3 separate regions of the Homo sapiens genome follow, and all the other regions are linked to region 1. A link is a contact called in ENCODE Hi-C or POLR2A ChIA-PET data. All regions are on one chromosome and are shown on one strand. Each heading gives the region's core, a stretch centred on a gene start or an enhancer-like site at or near the end of the contact. The rest is flanking DNA. Distances are from core to core; before and after follow the strand shown.

Region 1 (4,251 bases), core at 1,719-4,218:
CCAACTAAAGAGTCACAGACACAGATGTTAAACTGTTGATTAATTTTTAACTAATTTCACCTTTTTTTTTGTTAAATCAAAGTTCTGATGGTACTAAATCAGTAGATTGCACAAGATATCCTTAAAAAGCATTTAAAATATTTCATATGAAAGAACAAATACTAACTTATATGGTATTTGTGTTCGAGGTTCCCTAATGTAAACAAATTTAACAGTTTTCTGTGTATCCACCGAGCAACTAGAATTTAAAATATCCTATCACAAGATGATTCCTGAGAATCTCCACAAAAAAGAAAAACTTATGGCAGAATTGGAAAGCCAAGATTCAATACTGAGTCAATAGACTTTTTGAGAACATTTATACTAAAATTTTAAAATCAAAATACGTGTCAAATGATGATTTTTTTTTTTTTTTTTTTTTTTTTTTTTTTTGAGACAGGGTCTTGCTCCGTCACCCAGGCTGGAGTTAGTGGCGCGATCATAGCTCACTGCAATCTCTGCCTTCTGGGCTCAATCCATTCTCCTGCCTCAGCCTCCCAAGTAGCTAGGACTGGAGACATGTGCCACAATTCTCGGCTAAGTTTTCTGTTTTTTGTAGAGGCAGGTCTCACTATGTTACCTAGGCTGGTCTCCAACTGCTGGGCTCAAGCGATCATCCTTCCTCAGCCTCCCAAAGTGCTGAGATTACAGGCATGAACCACCACACCCAGCCTAAATTATGGATTTAAAATTTAGTTGCACAGCTATGCTTTCAACTTAAAGCTAAGCATACCAATTATATACAAGTCTCAGGAATAATGAAAATTTTGTTTCTGATGACAATCTTGAGCCAAAGTATAGCTTATCTTCATTATTAGGCTACATTCAATCATGTATAAACTGTACTGAAGAAAAAACTTTACTTTTCAAGAGACCCAGGCATATAGTTGATAATCTAACTACACACTTCCCCAAATGTGAAGACAGCTAAATGGGTATCCATTTCAGCAATGGGACACCCAAAAAAGAAGAGGTAAAATGTATTTTCTGAGCTGTACTTGGCTTAGTTGTACCAGTTGACTAGGTGGTTTGATGTAACAAATGTTTTCTAAGACATTTCCCATATATATGGGCACAATATCATATGAAAAACCCTAAGGAGAAAAAGAAAAAACTTTAAAAACTTTTTTGAAATATCTTTAAAAGTTTTGGGATGATTAATAAAGGGTCTGACCTTCATGACTTGTTTTCCAGACTTGACAACAGGACAGTTATGTACAAAGATCACCTATGGTCCCAAATAATCACATCTCCTGTACAGTAAAACAGTAGTATGGTAATTTTTTTAAAAGGGCAGGACAGTTTCAGAAATACACAAATCAAAACTGAATAAGAGTCGAAATCTTTTCACAATCCAGACAGACCTTTTAAGACGATATGGGGGAAAGCGAAACAATGGAGCAGGAAAAAGAGATATGGTCTAAATTGATTAGAGAAACTTCCATGTAACAAAATTTGTAAAAAAAAAAAAAAAAAATTTGTAACTCTCTCCCCATCTCATCTCCCCAGTTTGAGTGCTTTTTTGCAACCATTTGACACGTAATCTATTCAACAAAGTTCTTAGCTATCGTTATGTCACTGGTTTCTTTTACGTAAGTTTTTCTTATATCAAATTGGCAAAAAGAGATATGGAATTCAGGAACTTGTAACACCATTAGTAACAAGACAGCCCCGCAAATATTTTGAAAATTAATTTACGAACTTGTGATCGTCTGAAGCATACTTTCAAATTTAATAAGCCAAGCATGATCATTTGTTAGGCAAACCGTTATGCAACACCTTTCTGTCCCTGAATTAATTACTTTAGAACCATAAACAATACTTTTCCTTTTTTAAGGACAAGTACTATCCATGTTGCAATTTTCTCTTAAGACTGCAAAACTGCTGCTCTTGCCCCCAGAGATAAAGCAGTTTTCTTAAATTCCAAATTTCCAGGAATATGACAACTACTTCTCTAAGGAATAGAGAATGAAAAAAAATATACTGTCAGCAATTTTAAGAACCACCTCCTCGTATAAGCAGGGATCCAGGCTGCTATGACATTTCCAAGCTCCTCAGAAACTATCTACCATGCTGCCACAAACAACAGAAAAGAACTCGAGGGTAGGAGCAATGCCATGTTGAATTTAACGTTGCACCAACACCTCCTTCGAACTTAATCTGAAGTTATCCGTTATCTCAGCCTATCTTCACAACTATCCTAAGAGGTAGGTAAGGGAGCTGGCTGGCTGCCCAGCCTCTACGGAACACACAACCTGGCTAAAGGACACGCACTCCAACTAGACAATGGCAAACCATTCTAAAGTCTAGAAGAAGGGTACTCCAGCAAAGAGTAATGCCGCCTAGATAACCCCAAACTTAAATCCTCCAAGCGTTTCCCCGCCTCGCAGTTTCGCCGACTCAGGGGCCCCCGGGGAACTGGGGCTGGGCTGCGGGGAGGTCGCGGAGGAGCAGGGCGAGGGGCGGGAGACCGAGCGATGCCCGCCCGACGCTCACCTCGCGCACCTGGGCCGGGCGGGAGGAGCAGGGATGCTCAGAGGACAGTAGCTGGGTGACATCCCCTACCTGGCCCAGCTACTCTGACTCACCTGCGGAGCCGATTTCCATTCATGGAGCTGGGGGGAGTGCTTCGAGGGAGAACGGAGCCCGCCACTGGCGGCAAGGAGGCGGCCCGGGGGGCGACGCGGCGCGACGCGACGGGCACTCTCACTCGGCCCCGAGGCGGGGGCGGCGACGGCTTCCCCTGAGCAACCGCACTCCGAAAGCTCTGGGCCGGAAGAGTCGCGGACGGAAAACGGCACAGGACTAGGCGAGAGGAAGGGGAGATGTGAGGCGCGGACAGAGGGGAGTCCCGTCCGGAAGTTGCATCGCCCGCGGCCGCCGACGCTCCCACCGCTCCTCCACGACTGCGGGCCGCCGCCGCCGACCTGCCCGGGGCCGCCCCGGAAGCTCGCCGGCGTCAGTTCCGCTGCCTGGCTTGCCCGGCGTCCTCGCCTCGCCTCTGGGCCCCGAGCCGTGCCGGAGCGACGTCGGGGCAGGAGCGGCCGGCGCGGAGGACGCCGGGGAGGTGTCCGGGAGCCGGGCCACATGCGGCGGGCTCGGCCGTACCCCGCCGGGCCGTGCCGGCCGGAGACAACGCGGAGGGGCAGGACTACTCGCGCCGCACGAGTGGGGGCGGTGCCTGTCTGCGACGACGTCGCGGCTGGCGGCGGGGCTTACCTGAGGAGTAGCCTACCTGGAGCCGGCGGGTGAAGGACCCCGAACTGCCGCGGAGGCCCCGAGCCGAGCCCGCTGGGGTAGGGCCACCCTCCTTCCTGAGCCCCCGCCACGCCCAGTCCGATCCACCCCACGCGCCGCCTCCTCACAGGCGGTCAAGTGACCACCGCAATTGACCTAAGTCCTAGGCTGCTTTAACGACCATTTTTAGGAAAAAAAAAATGTATTATAGTTTGGAAAAGATGACTAACAAACAGGACACTACACAAACATCAGATCGAGTAATTTCCATGTTTAAAACTCTTTAATAGCGCCTCGTCACACTTGAAAACCCAAACTCCTTTCCAGGGTGAAAACGCACGGCGTAAATGGGCCCCGCCTGTGCTACAGCTATACTGGTTGGCTTCCAATTCTCCCAACGGGCCAACCGCTGCTTTTTTCTGACTTGGAGCTTCTCTGCTTTTGGTTCCCTTGGCCAGGAACCCTCTCTCTCTTCTCCACCCTCCCCTTACGCCCTACCCCACAGCTTTTTTTTGCGTCTCAACGAAAGACATCTGAGACGCCTTTTCCGGACCACCCATCTATGGTGGGGCACCTGTTAGTCTACTACAGTATTGCCTTGGTAGCCCTTTGCCCAGTCTGTTATTTATTTACTACTTGTGTGCCCCCCACCTCACTTGAATGTCAGGCAAATATTAGGTCCTTAATAAATATTTGTTGCCTTAATGAAACATACTATTTTATTCAGGCTGAGGAATCATTCATAATTTCTCCCCATGTCCCTATGCTTCAGTAATACGGTTTTTTTTAATCAAAATAATTTTTTAAAGAGGAAAAGGAGAAAGAATATCCTATCTTCAGTTCCCCTCACTGTGGGACTTTGGATCAGTCACTTGATCTCTCTGGGCTTCAATTTTCTTATCTGAAAAATTGAGAGAACAGCATGTACCTTACACAGTTTGTAAGGTTAGGTAATATACATAAAGCACAGAGAAA
Region 2 (4,098 bases), core at 633-3,132, 210 kb after region 1:
CCTTTAGGAGTGAGGATTTGGGCCAGGCATGGTGGCTCACGCCTGTAATCCCAGCACTTTGGGAGGCCGAGGTGGGTGGATCACAAGGTCAGGAGATCAAGACCAACCTGACCAACATGGTGAAACCCCATCTCTACTAAAAATACAAAAATTAGCTGACGTGATGCATGCACCTGTAATCCCAGCTACTCAGGAGGCTGAGGCAGGAGAATCGCTTGAACCCGGGAGGTGGAGGTTGCGGTGAGCCGAGATTGCGCCACTGCACTCCAGCCTAGGCGACAGAGCGAGACTCCATCTCAAAAAAAAAAAAAAAAAAAAAAAAAGTGAGGATTTGGGTCACCCCAGGCTGAAGGCCAGGGGAACCTGAAGTGGATAAGGGAAGGGAGAAGACTTAGGCCACAGGATCTGATGTAGAAATGGGGCTGACGTCTCCACCTGTATTTTCTTAGCTGGAGGAGTGTGCAAAGTTTGAATTACTTCTGCCTTCTCCTTCTTATTTCCTTTTCCCTTTTAAAATAGTCATCATAATCATAAAAATTTCTTTTCCATTTTCCCTGTTTTTGCATATAGGATTTCTTGGTGTGATTTAATTTGCCAATTAGTCTCTAGGTTGCAGAATGGTGACTTGGAATCAAATTGAAACTGGAAGAGGGCACCTCATATATTAGGGTCAGCAATTACTGAACTCTGTTCTCTTTTATTCCAAACAGGGCCCCCAACTTCACATTTCCCCAGGGTGCAAAAGAGTGAGGGGGGTCAAGCTTCAGTAGAGTGGAGCTCTGAGAAGAATCCACTGGAGTTTGGAACCCAAGACCCTTTTTTATCACGCTGTTCCTCCTCACCTGGGCAAAAGCACTGGTACCCACTTCACAGGCATCATGGGTGGGCTCTGTGTCCTGCGGAGAGCCCCCGTCCCGGGTACAGGACATCAGCCCTGAGCCCTGTCCCAGGCTTGGATCTTCTTTCTCTCTCTCTCTTTTTTTTTTTTTTTTTTTTTTTTTTTTTGAGACGGAGTCCCACTCTGTTGCCCAGACTGGAGTGCAGTGGTGCAGTCTTGGCTCACTGCAACCTCCACCTCCCAGGTTCAAGCGATTCTCCTGCCTCAGCCTCCCAAGTAGCTGGGATTACAGGCGCCCGCCACCAAGCCCGGCTAATTTTTGTATTTTTAGTAGAGATGGGGTTTCACCATGTTGGCCAGGCTGGTCTCAAACTCCTGACCTCAGGTTATCTGCCCGCCTCGGCCTCCCAAAGTGCTGGGGTTACAGGCGTGAGCCACCGCACCCGGCCTCAGTGACTTTAGTCAAGTAAGCACAAAAAGGAATATATAATTCCAAATTGTGATAAATGCTATGAAGAAAAGGAATGTGCTCTGACATAAAGGGGGGAACGAACGTGATCTAGGGAGTCAGAGATCTCTCCGAGAAGAGATCTGAAATAGGAGTAAGTCGAGAGGGGGAAGAGAATGCTAGACCGAGGGAACAGTGCGTGCCAAAGCCGCGTGGCGGAAAGGGGCGTGTGGGAGGGTAACTGCGGAGAGGGAGGGTAGAGGACGAAGCCGGAGAGGCAGACGAAGGGCAGGACGCACAGAGCCCCGCGGCTACCGCCTTAGGGGTTGTCCCGGCGGTGGGGAAGCCATTGAGGAGTTTAACGCCGGAAGGTGGTGACTAATCAGATTTCACTTGAAAATGGCACGGTGTCTGCAGCGAGGCTAACTGATGGGAAGGGCCCAGCGAATGCCAATAGGAGAGAGCACCGGACCTGGAAGGCCTGGGTCAACGCGGCCCCGCGCGGGGGCGAAGCGGTTCCGGCGCAGGGGCCTGGCGCGGGGCTCCGCGGAAAACCGAACCGGCCCACGTGGGACCGGTCGCTCCGCCCTGCTGCGCAGACGCCGCCTGACTCCGCAGTCCGGGACTGGGGCTGGGCGCGCTGCCCGGGAGCCCCGCACCCACGCCTGGACCGCGGAGACGCCCAGGCCGAGGAACCCCCAGCCCAGGGACTAGACACCACCAGGGCCGGGCGGAGCCAGAGCCAGACGCGCCGGAGCGGGCGCCTCTACGCCGTGAGTCCGAGTCTGGGGCCCGAGGCGGGGTGGGGCTTGGGGCTCAGCCGCGGGAAGCGGGGAGTCACAGTGGCCTCCTTCGAGGAGACTAGGGAAGGATGGTCTCTGTCTCCTGGGGTGGTCTCCCACTCCCGCAAGGCCAGAAAAGGAGGCTGCCTCCTGTTTGGGCGGAGACCTAGTCCTGGCGTGTCGGGGTTCTCATTTTACTATCTCTGAGAACCCTGTGATCCCTAGCGCCACCCCCACCCCATCCCAGCTTCCTTCACGGCCCCATCCAAGTATAGGAAAAATAAAAAATTGGGGCGAGGGGAGATCTCTAGGCACCTTCCCACAAGCCTTGCTTAGAGGGCGATTAGAAACGAACTGTTCCTACACCCTTCTCCCCAGGACTTCTCTGCCCATTGCTGGGGGTGGGGAGGGTCCATGCCACCTATGGAGCGCCTTCCAGTGCCGGCTCCACTTACAATACCCTTCCTCTTCATGCTCTTCAATTGTTCTAATCCCAGTGCTGTTTGGTCAGTAGAATCCCTTTGTCAGTTCAAATCCTAATTTTGGTTAGAAGCAGGTTATGGAGGAGAGAAGAGTGGTGTGGTATGCCCTCCCTCCAGGGCCTCAGAATGGAGCAAGCTAGGGACGGGGACCGCAAGATAGTGGCTGTGTTCCAGAGGCATTGGGAGGGAAGGGGGCAGGCTCAGAAGAAAAGCTTGTCACTGGGGAAGGCGGGGCTCCCTGGCTGGGGTAGGAAAGGGAACCAAACCCAGCTCTTCCAGAACCCAGCTCTTCCAGCCCTGGGGAGTCAAGAGTGGATTCCTGAGCATGGAAATTCACTGCAGTCTCTTCTCCCATTCACTCACTTAGCAAGTACCTGTATGCACAGACAGCCTGGTTCAGGGCTCTATGCTGGCTGACTCTGGGGAATATGATGGAGGATATATACAGGAGGTCCAAGCCAGATTACAAACTGCTATTACAAGATCATTACCACAAACCAAAAATGCCAGTTGAATAGACATTCACTGATCGTCGACCATGTATGCCAGGGACGGATGCAAAGTTGGATAAGACAGTGTATACCCAGCGCAGTGGGGACCCAGAGGAAGGCATAACTAACCGTGCTTGTTTATGTAATATTGATTGGGGCAGTATCAAGACGGCTTCAGAGACATGGGGACATGGAAACATGGGGATATTACAGCTAATTTTGAAGTACAAAAAGGAATTTGCTGGGTGGAGAAGGGAGGAGCTTTGAGGGGAGGGGAGAGGAAGGATATTGTAGGCCAAAGGAATACTGTAAGAAAAACAATGGTGTGTTTTGAGATCTCTGGGCAGTTTGCTATGATGGGAGGGGCAGAGTGGCAAGAGGCAGGTATGGAGGGGTGAGCAGGGGCCAGATCAAACAGGGTGTTGTAGGCCAGGTAGAGGTTTAGCAGGAATTCAGGGAGGGCATTAGGAGTGGTGACAAGTGAAATTTACATTTTTAACTGGAGGCAGAGAGATCAGTGAAAAGGCCGAGGCAATAATCCAGGTCAGAAATGGCCTGGAAGAGGAAGAATGGTCAGAATGTGGTTATTAATGAGATGGGAGAAGGAAGGATAGTGAGGACCCCAGGATGCTCTCAGCTTTCTGGATGGAGTACAGAGCCATCTTGCTGAGGATACTGAAGGAGAGCTTGTTTGGTTATGTAGAATTTTGGCGGGGGGCGGTGGTGGAGGGGGATGATGTCACTCTGTCACCCAGGCTGGAGTGCAGTGGCGCAATCTCGGCTCACTGAAACCTCTGCCTCCTGGGTTCAAGTGATTCCCCTGCCTCAGCCTCCCAAATAGCTGGGATTACAGGTGCCTGTCACCATGCCTGGCTAATTTTTGTATTTTTAGTAGAGATGGGGTTTCACCATGTTGGCCAGTCTAGTCTCGAACTCCTGACCTCAGGTGATCTGCCTGCCTCGGCCTCCCAAAGTGCTGGGATTACAGGTATGAGCCACCATGCCTGGACTGGTTATGTAGAATTTGAGGAGACTATGGTTGGTTGCAGGGTTGGAT
Region 3 (4,669 bases), core at 1,336-3,835, 230 kb before region 1:
CCCCGCTTGCTCTCTGAACTCCAGCCACACTGACCTTCCTTTAATGCTGATGACCATCCACACTCCCTCCTGCCACAGGGCCTTTGCACATACTCTCTTTTCTTAGCTAACTCCTATTTGCCCTACATATGTTAGTTCAGTCATCACTTCCTCATGGAAGCCTTCCTTGGCTTCTCTGATTAGGATAAATTCCCTTGTTGTATATAGTCATGGTTTCATGTGCCTTTGGAACACTGTCACTGTTATGATTTTAAACTTCCTTGCATGGTTCTTTCCTTATTGTCAGCCTCCTCCTAGAAGGTGAGGGAGCCCCACAAGAGCTGGCCATGTCTACTTTGCTCACTGCTGCATCACCAGCAGCTACCACAGTGCCAAGTATACGGAGATAGTCATAAAATATTTGAATAAACAGTATAACACAAATAAAGTGCTATACTATGAGGCTGCCCTAGCCTAAAGCATATAGAAGATTTTTACTCTAATAAAGAGTAGATCTAGGCTGGGCGCAGTGGCTCACGCCTGTAATCCCAGCACTTTGGGAGGCCAAGGAGAGCAGATCGTTTGAGCCCAGGAGTTCGGGAGCAGCCTGGGCAAATGGCAAAACCCCATGTCTACTAAAACTACAAAAATTAGCTGGGCGTGGTTGTGCACACCTGTAGTCCCAGCTACTTGGGAGGCTGAGAGAAGAATCCCTTGAACCCAGAGGTGGAAGCTGCAGTGATCTGAGACTGCACTACTGCACTCCAGCCTGGGCGACAGAATCAGATGCTGTCTCCAAAAAAAAAAAAAAAAAAAAAAAAAAAGAAAAAAAGTATATATCTATGTGGCAACTTATAGCAAAAAGATAAACATTTGAAGAGAAGCAAAACAACTCCATCTCAATAGTGTTTGGGCAGCTTCCTGGACTAAGCCACACAGGTAGAAGTTAATAAAAATAATAATGAGTGTTTACTCCAGCAGCTCAACAAGAAAAACTTCTCAAGAGGCAAACAAGAAGTTTGGAACTCCTCTTGTGACCTGGCACACTATTGACCCTGAATACAAATATTTTCTTCACAATTATGCCAACCCTGATGAAATGTCATTGGCACAGTGTTATGGAGCAAATCACATTAAGCCAAAACTCCTTGGTTAGTTATCTATACAGTATGGTTAATCTATTTATGATCATTCTCATTTTTAACCATCAAATATGATCCTTCGGCTACTTAATTTTATCTTATTTTTGGTCTATGCCAGATTGTGAGGTTTTGCCACTGTTGGTTTTATTTTGCTACACTAATATCTACCAGAAGTATTTGTTAAGAATGAGATAAGAGACAAATAATTTGTATTTATTTCTTGGCACAAAGAGCATTAGCAGGGCAAAAGTGCAGTGGTGGGTTGCATTGTGGGGTCAAAAAGTCCTGTCTTCCTAAGAGCTCCAAGAGGGGCTGTGCCTGGGGTCTGCAGAAAGATCAGGGCCAAGTCCCTCAGAGAGACTGTCACATGTCTCAGAATACTAACACCCCATCTCCACCCTCTGAGAGCTGGCAGTCCTTTCCTTTTGTCTCTCCCTCCTCCCACCCCAACAACTCTTGTTGGGCCAAATATTCCTCTCACAACACTGATAACTCAGTCTAGCTTTTCTGTTTGCCTGCCACCCCCTGCCCTTGTCAGTGTGAGAGCTTATCAAGAGAAGAAACTCAGTCTTAGTCCTTTTTGCAGCCCCAGAGTCTTATACAGGACCTGCCTGGCACAGAGTGGGAGTTCTGTGTCTGTTTAATGAATGTCCGATGGGTGGGTGGGTGGCTGGGTATGTAGATATGTGGGTGGGGGTACTGTAGAAAGCTACCTAGCTAGTGTGTATTTAGACCCTCAAGCTGCTCCAAAGCTTAGTCTCTCTAAACACTAAATGTCATGTTCATCTCAGAACCTGCATGTCCCCAGCCAGTTTCCAGGCCCAAACTAATTTACTGAAGCTCTAACATAAACCAAGCACTTTCCCTATCCCATTTGATCCTGATGACAATCCTAAAAGGAAAGTTCTATGATGGCCCCCATTTCACAGGTGAGAGAATTTACTCAGACAGATTAAGTGGATTGTTCATGCCAGTGTCAGAGGTAGGATTTGAATCCAGAGTTGTCTGATGACAAAACCCTTAAAACCCTTATGTCATGCTGTTTCTGGTAGGCAGTCACATTACCCCGCCCTGAAGCTCCTGCGTGTTCTCTGAAGAAGGAAGTGATTCCGTGGTTCCCCCAGGGAGACTTCCCCCACAAAAGTGAAGGGTGCAGGTGGGGCAAGCAGGCACTGAGCTCAGAGCACAGGAATGTAGGGAAGGCAGGCTCCTGCCCAGGCTGGCTCCCAAGAGGCGGGAAGTGAGGTAGGGGAGAACAGCCCACCTCCAGGGGCAGCGAGAGGGAGTGCCTGGGTGAGGGCTGGTTGTGGCGTGGGGGGTGCACAGACAGCACCTCAGGCAGGAAGCATGGGAGAGGCAGAGGCACGAGGCCGAGAGAAGACAGAACAGAGATCAGCACCTCTAGCAAGAGCCCTCCTGGCCCTCACTGCAGATTCCTAGGTGACAACACTAGAGCAGGCGAAGACAGAGGCAGGCAGAGGGCAGAGACACATGGGAGACAGACGTGCACACAACAGAGACAGACACCAGACAATGTAAACAGGGCCTGCACAATGGCGAGAGACAAGACATATTCTCCTCTCTCTCTCACACACACACACACACACACACACACACACACATACACACACACACATGCAGAGGAAACAGACTTACTGGGATTCAAAACTCTACACATATCTGAGACACACAGATGTACCCACAGAGTACGGGGCCAGGTACCTCCTCTAAGAAACAGACAAAGCCTCAGAGACACACACAGCACACAGAGACACAATGTCCCCGGAATATTTATACAGCGTCATCCAGGTCACTTCTGCTCCTTCTGAGCAAATTATTTCCCTAGGCCCAGAGAAAGTCCGATTAACAGGAGCAACAGCTAATGCTTTTGTCAGGCACAGCTAAACACATTAAACTCATTAGTTCATTTAACCTTTGCCATAATCCTATGAGGTAGATATTATTACCCCATTTTACAAACGAGGAAACAGGTTCAGAGATTAAGACACTTACTTAAGCTCCACAGCTAGTGAGTAGCAAAGCTGGGGTTTGGACCCAATCAGCATGACGGTCTTTACCCTGCCTGCATCCCAGTGGGGACAGCCTCCTGGGTTCCCTCTCCTGGAGAGATCTGGGCTGGGAGAATAGGAGGTCAGTAGAAAGGGCAAACTCTGGGGAATGCCTAATTGTGGGGCCGGGAGAGGAGGGACCCTTAGGGGGCAGCATTATCCCTGGCCTGGACAGAGCTAAGCCGGCTCCGAGAGGGAGTGCCCTAGGAGAGGGCAGCGTGCTCCAGCAGTTGGGCAGTGGGGCACTGGGACCAGGCCACCGGCTTCTGTGGGTGATAAAGCCGGGAACCCGACTGAGACTACAGATCTGAAGGAGCTCTCTGGCCCGGCTGGCGGCCATTGTTCCCAGCCTCCAATCAGGAGCACCCACTTCCTGTTATTTTAGGCGGCAGGAAATGACCCCATCCCGCAGCCTGGGCCCCACCACATCCCTCCCTCAGCCCCAGCAGGGCTGCCCAGGCTGTTGCCCAGATGCTGAAGGCAGAGGCCCAACCTCAGGCCAAGGCCTGGAGATGCCCCCCCAGCTGGACTATTACCACCACCTGGGTCCGGGGCCTTCCTCCTGGTTCAACTGCTTAGGCTCCAACCTGGCAGGCTTCCCAGAGGACCCTGGGCTCTGCTGGGGCTACCTCTGCCAGCCAGGGAAAAGATTATGGGGTCCCCAAGACCAAGATGCCCACACAGGCCAGTCACGGGAGGGAAGCAGGCCAGACCTTGTCACTGGATAGCTTAGCCATGATAATTCAGCTTAGAGGTTTAGGGCACAGACTTCAGAGTCAGACAGATTTGAGTTCAAATCCTGCCTCTGCCAGTTGCTAGCTGTGTGACTTTAGGTAAGTGATTTCATCTCTCTGAGCCTCATCTGTAAAATGGGGATAATGCTAGTCCCTACTCATGAGACTGTGGTGAGGAACAAATGAGACAATGCCCGTGACATGCTGAGCATTGTGCCTGGCACAGAGAAGGCCCTTAATGAATAGGAGATAATAAGTCAGAGATAATTAATGGGAAATAACTTGGTTCACCGGGGAGTCTCTACCTGGCTCACATCATCTCTTACAACTGCTGAGGAGCGCTAGTAAGGGCAGCAGTACCATGTTCCCTACACCCTCCCAGGCTCTCTGCTCCCTTCAGGGCAGAGCTGCAGCTGAGAAGTGGTGGAGGAAACACTGAAGGCTGTGCCCCTGGGTGCCAGGCAGAGATACCACCAGCCAACAAAGCTGCATTATCTGGGTCTGGCTAGTTGGCTCCCTCACTAGCCCCAAGGCCCAGCAGGGACCTAAGGACATGGGTCCCAGCTGCCCTGTGGCCTAACTTCCAGCCTGGGTCAGACCTGAGACCTGACCTGATGGCCCTCAAGTATGGCCATTCTAGTCTGGGCCCAGCTTTCAGTCCCTTCCCTCAGCCCTTCCCCACTATCATGTTAGGAAAGGGGACCTGAGCTGGCCTAGTATCCCTTCCACCTCATTTGCATATGCG

What was found. A loop is a pair of places that touch in the nucleus more often than their neighbours do. ChIA-PET counts read pairs that join two places held with the same protein, here RNA polymerase II (POLR2A). Pooled maps may share reads with other maps.
Region 2: a loop to region 1 is called in a map of ascending aorta, with 3 times the contacts of the local background. The contact joins the promoter of C1orf216 here to the promoter of AGO3 in region 1. A Hi-C loop is called at or near these places in 1 of 168 maps with a recorded cell type or tissue (ascending aorta) and 10 of 50 pooled maps. POLR2A ChIA-PET finds 5 or more read pairs at or near these places in 1 of 52 experiments (K562).
Region 3: a loop to region 1 is called in a pooled map, with 3 times the contacts of the local background. The contact joins the enhancer-like site here to the promoter of AGO3 in region 1. A Hi-C loop is called at or near these places in 1 of 168 maps with a recorded cell type or tissue (naive thymus-derived CD4-positive, alpha-beta T cell), 1 of 37 single-sample maps with no recorded cell type and 1 of 50 pooled maps. POLR2A ChIA-PET finds 5 or more read pairs at or near these places in 6 of 52 experiments (CD4-positive, alpha-beta T cell, WTC11, activated CD4-positive, alpha-beta memory T cell and 2 more).

Annotation. Positions count from the first base shown.
Region 1 is chr1:35,929,822-35,934,072 of GRCh38, reverse strand. It overlaps AGO3 (argonaute RISC catalytic component 3), which reads right to left and starts at 2,968. Exons shown (of 19, transcript NM_024852.4): 1 at 2,628-2,968. The coding sequence starts at 2,646. AGO1 (argonaute RISC component 1) reads right to left here. Exons shown (of 19, transcript NM_012199.5): 19 at 3,541-4,251. RefSeq lists enhancers at 1,781-2,303, 2,304-2,828, 2,829-3,352 and silencers at 2,466-2,805, 2,816-3,325.
Region 2 is chr1:35,716,668-35,720,765 of GRCh38, reverse strand. It overlaps C1orf216 (chromosome 1 open reading frame 216), which reads left to right and starts at 1,882. Exons shown (of 2, transcript NM_152374.2): 1 at 1,882-2,059. It also overlaps a transcript of CLSPN not described here. RefSeq lists silencers at 1-58, 1,721-2,150.
Region 3 is chr1:36,159,952-36,164,620 of GRCh38, reverse strand. All of the region lies in intron 1 of MAP7D1 (MAP7 domain containing 1), which reads right to left. Among named protein-coding and RNA genes, the nearest start is that of MAP7D1, 6.1 kb to the right of the region's middle. RefSeq lists enhancers at 2,180-2,319, 3,187-3,426, 3,577-3,626, 3,468-4,245. Within about 2 kb of position 2,585, at least 32 of the 41 ENCODE cell types and tissues checked have a DNase peak (open chromatin) inside an H3K27ac peak, as active enhancers do; they include CD4-positive, alpha-beta T cell, where a contact is called at or near this core.